Regions from separate parts of the Homo sapiens genome. Here region 1 is linked to region 2. The links are chromatin contacts, found by Hi-C or POLR2A ChIA-PET in ENCODE. All regions are on one chromosome and are shown on one strand. Each heading gives the region's core, a stretch centred on a gene start or an enhancer-like site at or near the end of the contact. The rest is flanking DNA. Distances are from core to core; before and after follow the strand shown. Region 1 overlaps LHFPL6 (LHFPL tetraspan subfamily member 6). Region 2 holds the start of LHFPL6 (LHFPL tetraspan subfamily member 6).

The links. Hi-C counts contacts between places; a loop is a spot of excess contacts on that map. ChIA-PET counts read pairs that join two places held with the same protein, here RNA polymerase II (POLR2A). Pooled maps may share reads with other maps.
Region 1: a loop to region 2 is called in a map of heart right ventricle, with 5 times the contacts of the local background. The contact joins the enhancer-like site here to the promoter of LHFPL6 in region 2. A Hi-C loop is called at or near these places in 9 of 168 maps with a recorded cell type or tissue (IMR-90, Right ventricle myocardium inferior, cardiac septum and 5 more) and 13 of 50 pooled maps. POLR2A ChIA-PET finds 5 or more read pairs at or near these places in 3 of 52 experiments (BJ, PC-3 and Panc1).

What each region holds. Positions count from the first base shown.
Region 1 is chr13:39,450,013-39,456,757 of GRCh38, reverse strand. The region is part of intron 2 of LHFPL6 (LHFPL tetraspan subfamily member 6); the gene reads left to right. Among named protein-coding and RNA genes, the nearest start is that of LHFPL6, 150 kb to the left of the region's middle. Within about 2 kb of position 4,582, at least 12 of the 41 ENCODE cell types and tissues checked have a DNase peak (open chromatin) inside an H3K27ac peak, as active enhancers do; they include gastrocnemius medialis, heart left ventricle and heart right ventricle, where a contact is called at or near this core.
Region 2 is chr13:39,600,125-39,606,780 of GRCh38, reverse strand. LHFPL6 (LHFPL tetraspan subfamily member 6) reads left to right here and starts at 3,588. Exons shown (of 4, transcript NM_005780.3): 1 at 3,588-3,898; 2 at 5,391-5,949. The coding sequence starts at 5,565. LOC112268119 (protein SPT2 homolog) reads right to left here and starts at 5,457. Exons shown (of 4, transcript XM_035861111.2): 1 at 5,388-5,457; 2 at 4,241-4,331; 3 at 3,139-4,137. The coding sequence starts at 5,457. RefSeq lists a silencer at 3,394-3,693.

The sequences.
Region 1 (6,745 bases), core at 3,333-5,832, 150 kb after region 2:
TTTTCTTCTAACATTTTAGCTCTTATGTTGAGATTCATAATTCATTTAAACTTAATTTTTGAATGCAGTCTGAGGTTCTTTTGTATTTTTCCATGCAGATATCTAGCTGATCCATCACCATTTGTGGAAAAGTCTATCTCTTCTCTCATTAAATTTCCTTGGCATCTTTGTCAAAAATCTATTAGTATGGTGGATTACATTAATTGCCTTGCATTACTGGGATAAACCCCACTTTGTCATAATATATTGTCCTAATTATATATTGTTGTATTCAATATATTAATATTTTGTGAAGAATTGTTTTTGGTTTAATTTCCTTCAAGCCAGGAAATACATTGATCTCTTGACTTTTCGCAGTTTATCAAAAGTGAAAATCTGTATTTCTGCTATCTAATATCAGCCTTTTACAGATTTGGGAGTAAAGTGCTATCTAATATCATCCTTTTACAGATTTGGGAGTAAAGTCAAATCCTTGAATAGTTATTTTCTAAACAATCCTCTGAAATTTGGAAGAGCATATACATTTATCTCCAAAAGAGTCAATTTTCTGCCAGTCTGCAGATTATCCCCAGGAAGATGTGGCCCAGATTGGTTAATAGGCACTTTTAAGAAACTGACACTTGTCTAGATGTGAGTCCAAATAAGTTAGCAATGGCTTTTGCCCTCAGGAAGATTGTGTCCTTCTCTTGCTTGCTACTGGATTGTTTCTATTTCCTTGTTAACCACTCTGAGCAACACATTCCAGCTCTTATCACTTACTTCCAGCCTCTGGCAGTCAAGTCAATACATTTGTGTCCTGTTTTGATGACAATGATATGGATTTCAAGTAAATGTATGTGTTTCCGTATTCATAACATGGTTCATCTGAAATTTAATCAAATTTCTGATTTTTTTATTTGTTTCTTATGTGTTTTGTTCATGTAAACAACATAGGCTGTGTGACTTTAATGTGGTTAGAAAAAACAAGTTCCTTTCTCTGCTGTCTCACATGGTAATCTTATTTGCCTCTGATGACTGGAGCAGATGAAGTAATCGCTTCGCAGCATCTGATAAATACATTACGTTAACTGTGAGAAGCAACAAGAGACTCAAAAGCCTTGTTCCCAAGTGAAATAAAATCAGGTTATTGTCCTCATAAGGCATTTCTCTTCCTTAGGCTTCTGAGCAGGAGTCATTGGTGCTGCACTAAGCATTTCTGCTCTCTCTAGAACTAATGAAACTCTTGGCAATTTAGAATAAAGGTCATTATTTTTGACAAAATGGAAGATGGGATTTGGTATTCAAATGATTTAGGTATTTTTATGCTAAAAATATTGATGGTATGTGGAAATAAAACCACACCTTTTCTCCTTTGATGGGAGCAGTGTGTACCTTTATATTCCGTTATTTCAGAGCATGCTGTGAAATTTCAACTTTTTCACTCCCTGTGTTCTTCCATGACTAACCCAGTTTTCAGGTCAGGATGAGGGGTTGCCGCCGGCCCGGCTGTAGCTGCTTTAGGGGGAGTATTCTGCATGCTCTGGGCGCCCAGAACATTTTGTTAAATGATTTAAACATGAAACAGCTGAAACCACTTGACTTGGTTTTTTTCGAGGGAGTTGGGGGCTTCTAAACAACAAAACTTTATTTCTCACAATTCTGGAGATTGGGAAGCCCATGACCCATGTACAAGCAGATTTAGTGTCTGGTGAGGGCCCATTTTCTGATTGAAAGACAGCTTCTTCTCCCTGTACCCTCACAGGGTGGAATGGCACTTGACTTTTATTGACAGAATCTCCAAAGTGGAAATAATAAAAGTAAAAAAGTGAAGGACACTCTATAATCTACAATAATATAGTAACATTTATTTTTCCAGATGCATTTAAAATGTCAGCAATTATATGCATTGTGACCTATTGGATGAAAATATTGTATCTCCACTCCTTAAATGTATCAGTAGGAAGACAAAAATGATGAATATGTATAATAATTCATTCTATCCACAAAAGGCAGCTCTTTAAAGCACTAATGATAATTCAGTGGTGCTAAAATGGAATTACCAAAAGACCTAAGTACCAAAACCAAACCCAGCTCTTACCCAGGCATCCTTTGATTACAACTCTTTTTTTTTTTTTTTTTTTTTTTTTTTTGAGACGGAGTCTCGCTCTGTCGCCCAGGCTGGAGTGCAGTGGCGGGATCTCGGCTCACTGTAAGCTCCGCCTCCCGGGTTCACGCCATTCTCCTGCCTCAGCCTCCCAAGTAGCTGGGACTACAGGCGCCCGCCACTACGCCCGGCTAATTTTTTGTATTTTTAGTAGAGACGGGGTTTCACCGTTTTAGCCGGGATGGTCTCGATCTCCTGACCTCATGATCCGCCCGCCTCGGCCTCCCAAAGTGCTGGGATTACAGGCGTGAGCCACCGCGCCCGGCCCCAATTACAACTCTTAAGGAAACGTTAGAGAGAAGAAATTGGAGTGTCACCAACTCAGAAGATTAAATGGTGTTGGATTGTATTTTAAAGTATTAACTACAGGTTTTGATCATCTTAGTTTCATTTTTCTGGATTATTAACCTGTCCTATAGAAATAGAATACTTTATAATGAGACAAATTAGAAGATTATACCGATAGTTTGAGATCTAATATTCCTTAAATTCTCCATTTTTCTTGAGAATCAGAAATCAGCTCTTGATTATCCCCAAGTATGAAGGGAAACTGGGTTGGAACATCCAAAACAATCAATAATTCTGAAATCAATTGCATTTGCCTAGGGGATGCAATAAAAGAACTCAATCGAAGTGTATCTTAGGAAGTCCACGTATACACTCAAAACCCCTGAGCCTGACCTTGACTTTGGCCTTATCCCATTGCTCTCAGGTGGCCGATGGGCTAGAACTGCATTGAAGAGAAAGTTAGATTCTTCTTTTCCTTAACCATATCACACACGACTTGCTTGTTGAATTCTTTCTCCAGTCATGATACACATTGCAGTAATTTGTCTGTCTTGTTCAACTCACACCCATGCTGTTGAGTTAAAGAACAAATGAATGGACTACCTGCCCAGGGAAGGCAAGGGACTCACTTTATATCAGGTAGTTAGTCATGAGGTGGAAGTAGAAACACTCCCTTACCAATAGCGTGGCCTGATTTTCACTTAGCTGCTGCTTCTATCAGTCTGGATTCCTTAGCTGGGGTACTAATACTTGCCTTGCCAATGTTGAATATTTTAATGAAATTTAAATGAGATAATCAATATAAGTTTTTACAAATCTCAACATTATAAAAACATGACACAAAGTATTTTATTTGCTTTTTGAGATAAAGGGTTCTCTATTTTTAGGCAAAAGGTACTGCATGAGTTAAATGCCCATCATGATATACTTCAAGGCTACTCACAGTAGAAATACTACATAAGCCTAACATTGATATAGCTTCATTCATCCTCTTAATTTGCCTGATGCTACCTTTCATTTTATTTTTTGCTCTAATGTAAATTCAATGAAATGTTGCTTATTTTATTTGAATAAACTAGGCTTATTTTCAGCCGTAACTGCCATGCCATCACTTAAATGTAGTTTTTCAAGTAAAGCCAGTGAAAATGTATTCTATTAGGGGCAAGAATGACCTCAACTCTCAGGGTAAGGCCAAAAAAAGAACGGCCTTCTGTGTTCTTCTGTCTGGTATATGCAGGTGAGTGAAGTCAGCAGGCTTCTCTCTATCTCAAGTGTTCATAAAAAGCTTTTGAAAGGTCAGGATTCCAGGGAGGCCTCTTTGTTCCTGGCATCTCAGTTTATTCCAGGCTGCCTCTGGCAAAAGTAACAATCTCTATCACTATCTCTGGGGGAAGGAAACTGAGACAGATGGACAAAACCAGAGGATGGTACAGAACTATAGAGAACAGAGCCAGCTAAGCAAGAGGAGAGCATTATAAAGGGAAAAAGACTAGGATGCCCTATTTTTAAATGGAGTGGCTGTCCCAATAATACTATCAATGGATATGTCTGTTTTTCACATCTAAATTTATGCATTGGCCATTATTCTTGCGGCTCTTCCTTTAGCTTGAATTACAGTCTTCAGCATCTTAATTGTGGTGTTTGAATGAGGCAGCAGAAGAGGAATGTGTGTGAGACACCCGGTGTCTGGGTATCATCATAATGAGTCTAGCAGAGCCCTGCACAAAGTCCTCCTGTCACCCCACACTCCATGTGAGACAGCACTGGGATCTGTGAAGAAAGGGAGGAGCATCTCCCTACTGCTCCACTTTACATTTTTAAGGCATTATCGTAACATAGGCAATTGTGGTTTTCCATTTGCTTTCACCAAAATGTATGACCCCCTCCTCCCTTTCTCTTCTCTAAGTTGAAGTCTGTATTTCTGAATTTGGTGATTTGTATCAAAACCTGGGCTAACTGGCTTAGTATGTAAGAGTTTCTCTTTGAAGGGCAAACATTTCAAATATGGAGTCCTCCTAGTACTCCATAATCTGGACCGGCTGAAGATTGTTTTTCAGTGCAATGTGCTGTGTTGATTTTCTTTTTCTGTGAAGCCTTGTCTGGATTAAACCTGTGTCCTGTGGATTGCTTCACTTCCCTCCGCAGCCCAGTGGGGAGTGGGACCAGCTGGTGTAATTCTGTTGACCTCATTTAAACTCTCTGTTATATCCTTTTTTTTTTTAACCTTGATGTAGCTGTACATAACAAATTGTCCATAGAAAGTTTTTGTTCCTTTAAAGTGTAAGGTTCCTCTTGGGCCTTGATGAAGATCATATTCATTCAGTTCATGGCCCTGGTCCAAAAATAGTTTTTAAGCTTGTCTTATGCACGTGCATGCGCACACACACACACACACACACATATTTCCTGTAGTTTTACACTTCTGCTTTCTATAGTTTTATTACTATGCTTAGATAGGATTTTTCTCACAATATTTAACAGGAATTACTTGAATATATACTAGAATCTTTAGATCTTTAGGAATATTAGTAAAGGGTGTAACTTGATAATGCTTTAAAAAAGACCAGGAAAGGAGAATCTATTTGGCTCAACCTACTTTATGAGACTTATTAAAAAGAAAATATTAACAGTAGAGACATATGCTGATAGGACATGTAAGGAATTAAACTATCATTATAAGACCCTGCTTTGTTATAAACAGCTTTTATGTACTTTCTAAACATACTACTTTAATCTTCTGAAGAGCATACATTTGAGTTCAAAACAAGCTCATTTAATAGCCAACAATAGTGCGAGTTTGATTTAGTGGCTTTTTGTGAAACAGTTTTCTTTCTTTGGCTAGGTTATGTAATAGGTTGGCTACAGGCCAACTGTTTCTCAGCAAGGTTAACAATGATTATAAACCCTGATCTTCTGAAATCACAAAGCATATTCCCAGCTTGGAAATAAATTTACTTATAATAAAATCATACTGCCAATTGATGTTTTTCCTTTACCCATTGTTAATCACCCAATATCTTAGTTGCTGCAGAATAAAACAAAAGTTCAGGTTTTCTTGTTTTTAACAGAAATATGAACAAACTTAATAGTATCTTCCATTGACTCTGTAAACTATTTTTAATCACACATCTCCCCCTTAATAAATAAATAAACAAACAAAATGGATCTCATGACTGGGAGAAAAACCTGACAAGTTTCCATTTTAGCTTCAGTGCACATTTCCTGGGCAATCATAAGCCAGCAACTGGTGTTTACAATCCAGCTATCTTCCGGAGAGTAGAAATAAAATATTACCTAGTATTATTGTGAGTTAGAATAAAACTCTTCGTGGTAAATTTGTGGTAATTGAGGGTCCTAATATGTGAACTCTTAAATATCAGGTTTTGTTTTATTATTTTTACTTCTATTGTGACATTAATCACATTTTTCTTTGCAGTTCAGGGTCCCTACTGCTCAGTTACTGTATGTTTATAGTCTAATTTAATTTTATAATTCAGCTAAGTAAAATACTGTATGGGAATATTATACATATCACAAAATGGCCCATAATAACATTAGCTGGAGCCATATGAAATGACTGATATTTGACTGTTTTTGACCTACAGAAACGGAATTCACTTGGTTCAGACCTACCAAAACCCCACTATTTAGTGGTTCAAATCAAGAAGCCACCCACTTAGTACACCTGGGTGTACTAGCAGCACCTACTGAGTGTAGGCAAAATCAGCTTGAAGTTCTTAGAATCTAAGCATGGATAGATAGAGAGAGACACAGATATCTCTTTATATAGCCATATCTAGGTAGATATCTCACACCCACACACCCACATACACATACATATTGTTTTAAGCCTTTTAAATGGATAGCTTTCTAAAATGAATTAGTACTTTCATAACTCATTAAACTGACTAAACCAAACAAAATAGGAACTTTCTGAATGAATCAGACATCAGAATGAACATCAACTCTTCTACTATGAATGCAGTACCATGATGCCAGCAGGACCTATTGAGTTATATTGGTTCTCACTGCAGTATCCCCAGACTATTGTGCTTTTTAAGCTTTAGTCAGTTTTGACAGATTTTCTATTTTGTCTACTATTGTATCTCTGCTCTCATAGAACCTATAACAAGTACTAACCCCATTTATTTATGGCTTCTAACATTCTTTAGAAATTTAGACTCTTTAGAGATTTAGAAAACAGGTTGCCAAATTTGTAATATTTTTAGGTAAAGCATAAAAGCAAATAATCTGTAAAATTGATGGTGTATGAGTTTCTCCTCCAAGACAGAGCAAAGAATTTGATGGCTTGAC
Region 2 (6,656 bases), core at 2,339-4,838:
CTCAAATTTCAAGGGAGGCTAGGACGTGGAGATTTTAGCTTTCACTGCTTTCGTAGGAGATAACAATGTAAAAGAAGTGAGTTGGAAATGATATCAGCCAAACTGTAGTGTTTGCCACAATTGTGGACAGACTAAATCCCTTTCCAATCTCTCTCTGGTAGTCAGAAGTGATTGATTTCATTATGTTCTCGATATTTCATTATCATGCTCCTTCCCTAATTTCACATAGCATACCATTTGTTTAAAAATTAAATACCCACTCTGTAGGCTGCATTAGAACAAGGATAGTAATCACGATGATATTGATTTGTTCATTAAATCCCACAATTACTGTTTGATTATTGAGTATCTGTCTACATTGCCAAGCACTGAGATACAATGTTCACTGATGTATATTTCCTCTCATTGAAAATGTCTTATCTATACCATGCTTTATCAATTAGGAATGCTTTTAGCTACTAAAAGGAGAAAATTCAACTCATAGTGATTTAAACCATATTAAAAATCTATAATTTACTTTTTAAATAATTCAAATGGAGGTGAGAAGCTCTACAATGTTAGATCACTGGGAGTATGTCTCTGTGACCCCCCACCTGGTTACAAGAAGGCTGCTAGAGCTCTAAACACCTTCAAGAATGTGCCCGAAGACAGTCATGATGGTGAGAGAACTATTCTCTCACGTCTCCTTATTTTATCAGAGAATACAATCTTCCCCAGAGGCCTCCTTAGCAAACTCATTGGCTACAGCAGGATCAAGTGGCCATTACTTGCTTTAAGGGATGCTAGAAGAGTATCTGGTGAGAAGGGAGAGGGGATTGTGAATTAATACTGGGTAGCCAACCAAGAGTGTTGTCATAAACACTTTATAGCTTTCCATATACTGTCGCATTCATGATCTCATCTTGTGACTCAATGAGACTACTATCCAAACATACTGGAAACCCAAACCTGGAATAGGTGTTATAAGTGGCATCTGCTATGTGGGAACTTCTGGCTGTGAAGTAATTTAATGGTCCTTTAAAGGTACAAATTTAATGCAAAGGGGCTTAAATAAATTATAATGCATTTTGCTTACAAAGTGTGCATGGAAGAACATAAGGAGTAATTCAGAAGATATTATAGTTTAGTAAGATAATTAGAAAGAGAAATCAAGATATGTGGATTATAGCCTCAGCTTTGGGTAAGACACTGGAAGAATTTCGAGCCTCTGTTTTGTCAGCTGTAAAATTACATACTTGAACAAGATTAGATGATCTCTAAATTCCTTCTCAAAGATAAGAGGACCCATATAACCATGATGCTGGAAGTTGTGAGCTTAAAAAAAATTAAAATAACCTATTTCAATCTCTTTTTAACAATGAGATAACTTAGGGCTTGGGAAGATCACCATTTGTCTGAATTCACTTATTTAAGTTAGAAATTTGAGTCCCAGTATTATACTTTCACAAATAATTGATATTGCATCCTGAAAGATTTTTAAAAATTTGGCCTCTTCTGTCATTTTTTTTTTCATTTTAGGCAGAATCTCTGTGATAGCATTTACTCTGCTTAAGAGAGTGCAAATAATGAGATTTTTTTAAAAGTCATTTTTTAGCTGTAAATTTTTGGGCAAATTACTTCTTATCCTTGCGGTAAAATAATAATTATTCCTTCTTCATAATTTTTCTTTTCTTTTTTGAGGACTGGATAAGTAATCTATTAAGGGACCTTAATGTACTAACACACAGCAAGGAGTCAATCTGTAGTAACCATGATTATCATTAATATGTCTCCAGCCAGCACTTGCGCTTAAGCTTTCTCACACTTAAGAAAGTGTTTGAGAGCAATTTCCCCTGCAGGTTGTACGGAGGTGACTCCGATTCTCACTATTATTCTTTTGTCTTTTATGATCATATCTTCCACCATCATATTATATAGGTATGAAGGCTCTGTGTAATAACTAAGGGTGTGGTACCTAACTGGAAGTCAGACCAATCATTCTTATGCTGTCACTGAAACCAGTAACCGGTGATTTGTAAGAGAAGAGTTAAAACAACTTAAACTCAACAACAACACCAAAAACAAAAACACTTAAATTGGGGATTCTGAATATGGGATTCATGGATGGGCTTTAAGGGAATGGGAAACCACCTGATATTTCATTCAAATGATTGACATTTTGGCCCAGGTAATTTTGGGGACTGTCCTGTGCACTGTATTTAGCAGAATCTCGGGTCTTTACCAACTAGATGCCAGTAATACTCCCCATTCATGGGTTATGATAATCAAAATTATCTTCAGACCTTGCCAAATATCCCTTTCCTTCTTCAGAATCGCTGTGGTAAAGCTTTATATGTCCGCGCATTTTTTTTTCTGGAAGGCTTATCAGTTTCATCGTATTTTTTAAAAGACCTGTGACCTCAAAAGGCTTGGAATCAATCACTTAAGGTCTTTCAAAATAATAATAAAAGAACACATATCTCCAGCTGTCGTTGTGGGAAAAATGTACACCATCACGGCTAATTAAAATGGTGCAGTCTGAAAATCTGCTATGAAATATATACCTACCAATTTATTACTTTCAACTCCTCTAAAAAGACACCTCACAAAAACTATATCTGGGAAACTGTCTACTTCAAAAACTGCTGTTCCCAGATGGCATACTTCTTAAAATACTGTGTTCAGCAGAGACTCCCACAGTCATCTACTGAATCTAGCTCTAAACTTCTAAAGGGGTTAGTGCTAATGACAAGTGGAAAAAGTCCTCAAGTCCAGAGGGGAACTAAAAATCAGTTGTTTCTCAGAAAAGAAATCAAACGATGGAATAAATTGCAAAATTGATCAGGAGGCAGGATGGAGGAGAAGGGAGGGAGGAAGTGAAGGGAAAGGGAGGGAGGGAGGGAGAGAGAGACAGAGAAACAGCAAGAGAGAGAGAGAGAGACCTTTGAAAGAGTGTATCTCTTGGGAGAGGCTCGCTAGAGGTCCGCCCCTGCCTTCTCCCTGGCTCGTCTGGAAAGGCAGCTGCCCCCATGCCATACATGAGCCTTGGGCTGTCTGCTGTGCTTTAATTCCCACGTCCACAACCGCCTCATTCACCGCCTTCCAAAGTGACCACTTCTCAAAAGCCTCCTCAAATCTCAAAGGGGCCACTTTACCCACTCTTTAAGGCCCTCTTTCCCGTCTACGGCTTCTTTTAACGGCGGCAGGAAAACAGGAGCATAAACCCGAACAGTAAACCCAGAAAAGCCCCAACAGGCAAAGTGTGTCATCTTCCGTGGCTCCTCGGGGTCACCCAGGAAGACAAGCAACTTTCTCCCATACTTCTCGGTCTGTCTGCCTTCCCCACTCAGCTTTGAATGAGACGCAGGGAGAGGGGGCGCGAGGGGGCTCGGGGCTAGGGGAGGAGCCGCGAAAGCTGCCCCCGGGGGTGGGCCTGGACCCGCGCGGACAGCGGGGCACCCCCCCACTCCCTTCCCGGCGCTCCAGGAACGTCCCCGGTGCGTCCTGGGTCTGTCTGCGCGGAGTTCCCCGGGGCGCGAGGGGAGGGGACTGGAGAAAGAGGAGGGCCGGGCAGCGGAGGGGAGGAGGCGGTGCGTGCCTCGCCTGCCAAAGGGAGATCCGCTCCTCTGCGTGCGATCCCCGGCGCCCGCGCGCGCCCACAGCGCTCCGCCAGAGCTGCCGCCGCGGACTCGCCGGGAGTGGGGGTCTCCGCTGGTGCCAGCCCGCTTCTGGAGACCCTCCGCCTCCTGCCAACCCCTGCTCTTCCAGGTCGGGCCCCGGGGTTCTGCGGCTGTTAGGGACAGAGGCAAAGAAGGGCAGGACGGTCCGGTTTCCCGTGGATGTTCCCGCCCGAGAAAGACAGCAAGTTGTGTGTGCGCCCGGGACGCGGGAGGGAAGGTGGCCGCCGCCCGCCAGCCATGTAAGTAAATCACTCGGCTGCCCCGTGGGCGTGGGCTCCGCTGCTTTCTCCCGGGCTCCCTCTCTGCCCCGGAGCCGGAGTTGGGCTGCTCCCGGGCTCCGGACTTCCTGAGCTCGGCGGATCCGTCGGCTCTGCCTGCCAGCCGCGTCCGCTCTTGGCGTCTGCCTCCGGGGGGTGCTGCCTTCCCATCCTTATCCCCTCCCTTCGTCCAGAGCCGGCTGGAAAATGCCTCTTGCCCCCTTTTAGAATGGAGGGATCATTGTGTGTCTCCATGGGTGGAGTGGCTCGGTGAGGCAATGGCAGGGGGCTAAATATGGGCTTGTCTTGGCGAGGGCGCCTCACCGCAGTTGGAGATGGGGGCCCCCTGCCCGCAGGCCACCCCCTGCTGGTCTTCCCCAGCCTCGTGGCCCAGATAGATCAACTTCAGCCCTGACTGCAGTTGACAAGATTAGAAAAAAAAGTAGTAGCCGACCTCCCGTTTGAGTGACATCCAGAACTGAAAATGGGCGGTGGTTAGAGAAAAAAACGGGTAGGGGCGAGGTGAAGAAAGGGGGAAATTTGCTATGGACCCTGAAAGCTGGAGTTAGGGGTCCTGGGGGTGGAATTCTAGGGTGGATGGGCTCTGTGCTTCTGTATTCATTTCTTTATGGAAAGTGTGAGAAATGGTTAAGGAACTCTTTTTGAAAGGCTGGGGTGGAAGTAGATGCCCCTGGAACCATTTGGATGACTGGGGTTTGATGTAGCATACTGGGAAGTATGGATTGCTGTTCAAATTAGACAATCATTCAGTGGGAGAAATGATTGCAATAGAACTGTTGGAATCAATGAATCAAAACTGCAGACTCAAAATAAGTCATACACAGGCATTCTTTTACACTAGAAGATGTTAAGACTAAAGAAATTCTGAAATGCTGCTGAATGAGTACAAAGAGTGTCTGGTAATAGTTCTGTACTGTGGGTGCCTCCGCAGACCATAATGCTTGTTAAATTTATGGTACTCTGCAATTGTGAAAAATTATCCTAATTAGTTTGTTTGGCTCATGCAGAGAGTTAATGCACCCTTAAAGGGACATAGAAAAGTTGCAACAAACTATGAGCATGAACTTGCAAGCCAAAAAATGGAAATCATGGCATGGTTCATTTTATTTTAATTGTTTATTGCCCAGTGAAAGTGCTACATTACTTTTAATGTGAGTATATAATATATAGAATGAATTCATTGGCCTGTCAAATAAAAATCGGGCGTTTCTTTAAGTAAATAGCTGTCAGAGTTAATTTGGAAATATTTACGGAAGATAAAGACATGAAAAAGCTTTGAGCTGGTTTGACAAAAATCGAGTTATGAAGCTCATAGAGAGAATTAGTTCTTCCCACTTTTAAAGTGTTGAGGCAAGTCTCAATGTTTATTAATTGAAAATTGTAGACTAGCTGAAACAGTGTTATCACTTCTTTTAATGCCTTTAATTTTTAATGTTTCCTGTTGTTTTACCAGGGACCATCATCTTTAGTGCAGAGGATGGAAAGTTGATGCCCAGTAAGACTGAAGATCCATTCTGCATTACGGAACTGTGGATTATCTGTGGGTCCCTGGTGATTTCACACCTTCATTCACTCCTGCAGTCCCTGAACACTTACTTGGGGTCCTCATTGCCCTATCTGGTGAAAGATGGCATCCAGCCTGACTTGTACTGGAGTAATCTGGGCTTTGCTGTCTTTTCTTTGTGCTGCCACCTCCTGCGTGGGGTTCTTTATGCCTTACTGGCTCTGGGGATCACAGCTGGGCAAGCCTGTGTCCTTCGGTACCTTCCGGAGGTGCTCATATCCTGTGCATGATGAGAGTCGGCAGATGATGGTGATGGTGGAGGAATGTGGGCGCTATGCCTCCTTCCAGGGCATCCCCAGCGCAGAATGGAGGATCTGCACCATAGTGACCGGCCTGGGTTGTGGCCTCCTCCTCCTGGTGGCGCTCACTGCCCTCATGGGTTGCTGTGTTTCCGACCTCATCTCCAGGACAGTGGGAAGAGTGGCTGGAGGAATTCAGTTTCTTGGGGGTAAGTGACTTGCTGAGCTTGAGTTGTTTACTGGAATCCCAAAGCAGTATTAAAAGTTATGTTTCAGTTGTCTACTGAGATTATTATAAATGACACCTGGAATGCATAAGAGAAATAGATTTGGAATGGCTTTGATGATAGGTTGCCAAAGTCAAGATTATTGTCAGAATTGCTGCTTTACAACTTCAAGAGTTCTTAATTTCTGTACATATACATCACTGGCCTGCTAAGTGCCACCTATGTGAAACAGTAACATCTAGGTTGTTTGAGGTGTAGTAGGGGCGACAGTTTGGATTTTATAGCTTCTTGTTCGTTATGTTAAACAATAGACAATTAGATTATCTTTGTCTTCATGGAATCCTCGGGTCTTTAAAGGTAAAGATTTCACAGAAAAGTGGAAAAGGTTTTTGATTCAACATTGTTATCATGAACCTCTAATACACTTTGGTGGATGCAAAATTTACTCTTGCCCAATCTTAAACTCTATTTCTAAATAAATGTTAACTATTTTAAATGAGAGATCAGTTTTATATAACAACTATGAACTTAACTATTCTACAGAGATAGCTATCCACTTAATTACCTTGTTAGGTCTTAACTTTCCTGGGTGCTCTTGCTGTGGAAAAAAAGAAAAGGGATATTTAGCAAATGATGTGTGCTTGTCCCAGATGGACTGGATAGTTTCACTAACGCCAGAAAAGGTTTGA